2 separate regions of the Homo sapiens genome follow, and region 2 is linked to region 1. A link is a contact called in ENCODE Hi-C or POLR2A ChIA-PET data. All regions are on one chromosome and are shown on one strand. The core of a region is the stretch at or near the end of the contact, and the rest is flanking DNA. Distances in the headings are between cores, read along the strand shown.

The links. Hi-C counts contacts between places; a loop is a spot of excess contacts on that map. ChIA-PET counts read pairs that join two places held with the same protein, here RNA polymerase II (POLR2A). Pooled maps may share reads with other maps.
Region 2: a map of heart left ventricle shows a loop between it and region 1 (8-fold over the local background). The contact joins the promoter of ZNF385D here to the enhancer-like site in region 1. A Hi-C loop is called at or near these places in 13 of 168 maps with a recorded cell type or tissue (MCF 10A, Right ventricle myocardium inferior, heart left ventricle and 2 more) and 9 of 50 pooled maps. POLR2A ChIA-PET finds 5 or more read pairs at or near these places in 2 of 52 experiments (WTC11 and activated T-cell).

The regions. Positions count from the first base shown.
Region 1 is chr3:21,793,923-21,796,622 of GRCh38, reverse strand. It overlaps a transcript of ZNF385D not described here. Among named protein-coding and RNA genes, the nearest start is that of ZNF385D, 44 kb to the right of the region's middle. Within about 2 kb of position 1,287, at least 5 of the 41 ENCODE cell types and tissues checked have a DNase peak (open chromatin) inside an H3K27ac peak, as active enhancers do; they include heart left ventricle, heart right ventricle and left ventricle myocardium inferior, where a contact is called at or near this core.
Region 2 is chr3:21,749,618-21,752,572 of GRCh38, reverse strand. ZNF385D (zinc finger protein 385D) reads left to right here and starts at 1,363. Exons shown (of 8, transcript NM_024697.3): 1 at 1,363-1,678. The coding sequence starts at 1,657.

The DNA of each region.
Region 1 (2,700 bases), core at 38-2,537:
ACCTTTAGTTTATTTTTGTGAAAGTGTAAGGTCTGAAGGTCTGTGTGTAGATTCCTTTTTAAAAAAAAATTTTTTTTGCATGTGGATATCCAGTTGTTCCAGCTTTTGTTGATGTGATGAATTACATTAAATAATTCTCAAATTTTGAACTAGCCTTGCCTACCTAGGATAAATCCCACTTGGTAGTGATGTCTAATTTTTTACGCATTTTTGGATTAGATTTGCCAATATTTTGTTGAGGATTTTTGCATTTATATTTATGAGAGATATTGATTTGTAGTTTTCTTGTGGTGTTCTTGTTGGGTTTTAGTATAAGGATAATGCTGGTCTTAATAGAACAATTTAGGAAATGTGTGTGGTTTAAGCTGCTAGATGTGTGGTAGCTTGTGACACAGCAGTGCAAAGTTAAGACTGATAATTAGTTACTGCAGCAGTGAGGTTCTCTAATATGCTCCGACTCTGGCTTAGCTCCAAGGAAACAGGAAAATCTACCAGAACTTGATTACAAAAAAAATAAACAGGAAAAGCAACTGTTCATAGTGTCGAGATCCAAATGCCAAGTGGGAGAAGAAACTGAGAGTTTTCTGGACTCTGCTATGATAGTATTGCCACATAGTCATTTCTATTTGAGAAAATTACCCTAGACTATTAGATCTTTCAAATGTATGCCTTAAGTTCTTTTACTTACCTTTGTAGCAAATTATTAGCTTTTACATGCTAGGTCTTGAATTAATATTCTTTTGTTTGTTAAAAATCATATTTTCTGTTTGCCATTGAGAATAGCGCCTGTCATTCTTCTTCTGTGCTATTTGATAGTCATACTGAGTGCCTATAATCTGAAGTGGCATTAGTGGGAGAAAAGCTTTTTATTTTATTTTTTAATTTGTTTGCCAAGTAGCCAGAGTCAGAATTTCTTCCCACAAATTCACTGAGTGTTAGGCACCTATGACATTCTGTCCCCTTCTTTATTTTTCTCCCACTAGGAGACATCCTAACCTTCTCTTCCATGGAAATATCACAATTACTTGAGCTTATCTTTCCTGTTTCAGGAGCCAAGGGAAAGGATTTTTAAAAATTTTTATTTTAGCTTGTTTTCTCCCCGGGTGACATAAAAAGTACATTGTCTCCCTCACTGTCAATTATTTTTAGACCCAGCTTTTCTTTTGCACACGGCTACCATTCCACCAAAGTGGAGCAGACGCTAATGGCTATGTGCCCCGCCCTCAGCCAAGTGTCTGGCAGTGGCCACTAATAAAACCATCTGTTACTGGGGTGAGTCCATAGCCTGTCACTGCTGTGATCTGGGGAGGCACAGACTTTCCAGGCTTCTTCGTTATTAGAGGTCCAATGGGGCCCCTGAGGCCTACAGCAACTGTGTACATAATTACATGAAAAAGACTTAGATGGCTTTTCCATTCACACTGGGTGATCTTAGAGCAGGCAAATACTGTTGTTAGATAACTAAGCCTGAAGGGTGAGCTGAGGACAACCAGGGCTGGAACACTCTAACTTAAGCATTTAATTCTTTTATATTAAAACTTCTTCAATTTGATTTAATTAAGGATCAGGTACAAATAATTTGATACAACACTGAACCTACAGCGGACACTGACTATGAGAGTATTAGTAAAAATATTAAGCTTTATTATAAAAGGTAGATAGGCACCTATGATTTGTCAATATTTGCTGATCATTATTTTACTTAATTGTCATAATAGCATTGTATGATATGTGACAATATTTGCAATGTTCAGATGAAGCTCAGAGAGGTAGGCTGTAGAACAGGAGGTCACACAGCAGTGGTAAGTGACAGAACTAGGGTTTCAGATTGAGCCTTTTTCTTACAAACTCTTTTCCCATTACACTCCTGGTGTGTAAGCAGCAGCAGCTTTAAAATTTACCATTATTAAAATGTAATCGCCTCCTGGATGACTCTTCCTCCCATCCCAATCTAACATGCTCAGGGTTCATGCTTATAAAAGAGACCCCCAAAGTTAGCTAGCCCCTTCCATCCTGTGAGAACACCACAAGAAGGCATTGTCTATGAACCAGGAAACAAGCCCCCACCGCATATCAAATCTCCTTGCATCTGGATCTTGGGCATCCATTCTTTAGAACTGTGAGAAATAACTTCCTGTTGTGTATAAGCTACCCAGTCTATGGTGTTTTGTTGTAGCAACCTAAACAGTTTCAGAAACTTTCTAATCCACTGTGTTTTCTGTCGTTTCAATGACACTCTGGCAACTCTAGCTTTCAAGAGGAGAGGTGGCTCAGAGGCCAGAAGTCCTCAGGAATGTCCAGTCACCTTACTAGATCAGAAGCTCCCAATGGTCTAAGCTCTCTATTTAAGCTCTTAGGTTTAAAACTTCTCTTTTCTTCTCTTTTAATTCTCATGACTACACTCCTACTCCCCAAGCAGCAAGTTGCATATGGTGGCGGAGAACGCAAAGGTAGAGATCAGGTGCCTTCCTTGGTCACGAAAAGAAATTTTGCTACGCACATAAGGCTCTCATTTGTTTTTCTTGATGACACTGTCAGCAGTAGTTTTTTACATCCCTGGTCATTCTTTGTGCTCTCTCCATATCTTCTTCCATCTTATGTCCCTGATCCTTGATGAGTGGTATGGAGAGTAGTCAGCAAAGCCTAGTTTTCATAACTGATTTTACTCCATCTTAATGAGGTATTACAGAAAAATAGATA
Region 2 (2,955 bases), core at 114-2,613, 44 kb after region 1:
TCTTCACAGAGGTAGAATACAGTTAAGCTTTTATGCAAGATTGCACAGAAAGCCGTTATTATGAGCTTCAGCCCCCTAGTTTCTATGCACATTAAATCCACCAAGAGATATAGAATCGCGTAAGGAAATGCTATAGAATATTTTAATATCAAAATGTAGAAATCTTTGCTATCACACTTTTATAAAAGCCCAGATTAAAAATATATCAATTGCATTCTTCCATAGACTACAGTTCTTTGTTTATATTTGGTTCTTAATTTCATAAATGTCTATAGAAATTTATAAGTTCAAATGTTCCAGTACGTAAATTGGTTCCCAAAGTGATGAGTCCTTAGGAAACGGAACTTGCTGTATGAGTTTATTTTTTCCATGCTGTGCATTTAAGTATTAATCAGCACAGCTTTCAGGGATTTCTTTCTAATATCCTTTTCTATGTAAGATAAGGACTGCAATTCATTATACCATTGGAGGAGCCAGAGGCTTTGCTAAGCTTTGCCTTTCTTGACCGTTCATCTCAAATTTAATGAGAGCGTTGTGTGTGTGTGTGGTGGGGGGGGGAGGGGGGTGGGTGTGTGTGTGTGTGGCTATATTATATTGGTGACTGGACTCTAACTATGGCACAATGTTGGTTGCCTTTCAGGCTAATCGTCTCTCCGTTTCAGGAGGTCAAAGATCATTTCAGCCTCAGTGTGCTTTCTACCTGCCTACTAAGGGAGGCAGCAAATTTGGTCCTGGGCAACTGAGAGGTGACTTTTATCACCAGTTATTTTTCTTCACATCTTTCTATCAACATAATAGCTCAGGGAACACTCAAGAAATAAAAAATTACACTTCACCAAGTACTAGCTTTCTGGGATGTGATCACTTCTAAGTGTGAACCTCTATTACCCTAGCAGTGGTCCCTGGCGTTCCTTTTATTCCTCTTATATATAAACATCACAAAAAATAACAACAAACCCTCAAGCCCACAGCAAAGAGAATGCAAGCACGGCACCATCCCTCTTCGTACTGCCGTTTTAACTTGGTAGAGGAGGTTAAATTTTGGAGAGAATGGTGGCATTCACAGGAGGGGCGGGGTAAAAGTGTTGTCTAATTACACGTTAATGGCAGAACTCGCCTTAACCACGTCCCTCCTGCACAGTGGTGAATTTCTCCTGTGTGTTCCTGTGTGGATCCCGACACTCTTCTCGCTTTAAGAGAGCCTCCCGCGCCCCTCACTCCGCCCCTTCCCAAGTCTCTGGGCTCGTCAAAGCTTCCCGAGAGCCATGGTTGGTCCAGGCAGGCAGTCGGAGCACCTCGTGGAGCGGCTGCTAACCCAGGGTGGGGTGGGGTGGGGTGGAGGGGTCTGCTTGTAGTACTCTCAGTCCTGATGTCACAGGCGCGGCAAGGACATCGCAAGGAGGAGTCGGATTACAGTAAGGATGGGCAGTGCAGCAGGCAGCCCGAGCGCACTCTCCAGCCGCCGGGGATCTTAGCCCTGGAAAGGCAGCCTGCAAGGCGCTCATCCCGCGGAGGAGGCACGCTCTCGGCGCTCACTGCTCTCCACGCCGGGGACATTTCCACCGAATGTAGCATGAAAGGGCTCTGCTCTACGTGCCAGCCTTGGGTGAGAGCTGATGCTGAAGACACCGCGGTGGGATTCCAGCTGTCTGATTAATGAGAAACATAATGTATTTTGGTGAGTGTTCACTCTGATGATGTAATTCTGGGGGTGTCCGGCTCTTCATCCGTGCAGACAAGCCCTTAAAAAATTCTTTAAGCAGCAAGAATATGTTACATTAAACCTACCTCCAGTTGGCAACTGGAGGACCAAGCCGGTGCAGCCTTCAAAGCTTCCTTTGTGCCACAACTGGGGCTGTTAATTTAGCCGTGGATGAGTTTAAGTTGGAAAAGAAAAGAGACAGGGACATGTGGAGGGGGCGGGGGGGTAAACTTTGCCTTGATTTGCCTGAATGAAGTTGGCTCTTTTAGCTAGGTGAAGGAGAAATAGTGCAGCGTGGGAAGTCATGAGCTAACTTAATGGAATGTGAAACAAAGTTTCTATACAATTGATGCTGTGAAAGCTTAGTCAATATGAGCATTTCATTCAGTATTTGCTGGTTTTTCTTGTTCTGAGGCGGAAAAGGAAAACATTGTCTAGTGAGCAGTGTGGTTGAGCAGCTGAGAACACTTCTCTATATCATCTCAGTGCTCTGTCTAGCTAGGAGCAGCCTAGCACAAAATGCATATTATTTGAAACCTTTAGAGGTCTCGGAGATGTCAAATATTTGTGCAGGTCAGTTTTGTGCCACGGTAGAAACCTCAGTTAGGTTTTCAGTTGAGCTGCCTGCATTTCCAGAAAGCATGTTGAGGCTTGGATCCGAGCTATCAGTTGAGCACTGGAAGTGGGCTTGGAGCTGTGCATTTGCACTCTAACGCCGCAACTTACTGCTAGTACAGGAGGCAAGCCCCTTCACTAAATAAGAAGAAGTCAAAGATAAGGACTGAATATTTGTTCCTCCTCTCTGAAGTTATGCTTTCCTTCTGTAAGTCCTATCTGGCGTCATCATTTAAGGGCATCTATGCGATATTAAAAGGTTTGATAGAGCAACTGGAGAGGGGCTAGGAAATGTATCCAAGATGCAAATGCTCTGATTTCTTGGTTTGCTTTAAATATTAAATCTAGCGTCTTCTTTCAGATTAAAGAGGTATTTAGATAAACTTAGGTTGGGGCACTATTAGTTTGTTGGAAATTTATTTCTGTATGTACTATTTGCTCTGTTTTGTTTCCTTTAGGCTTTGAGACACTTGAGAGTGTGTGGAAGGAATCTAAGTTCCAAAAGCTAAATGCCTTTAGTTGTCTTGACAGTTTTGATTTGCCTATAATTTGTATCATATTAGAAGAGAAGTCTTAAAATAGCTGAAAATGATTTGGAAGAAACAATTTCATTGCATTGCCAAATTTAAGCAGAATCT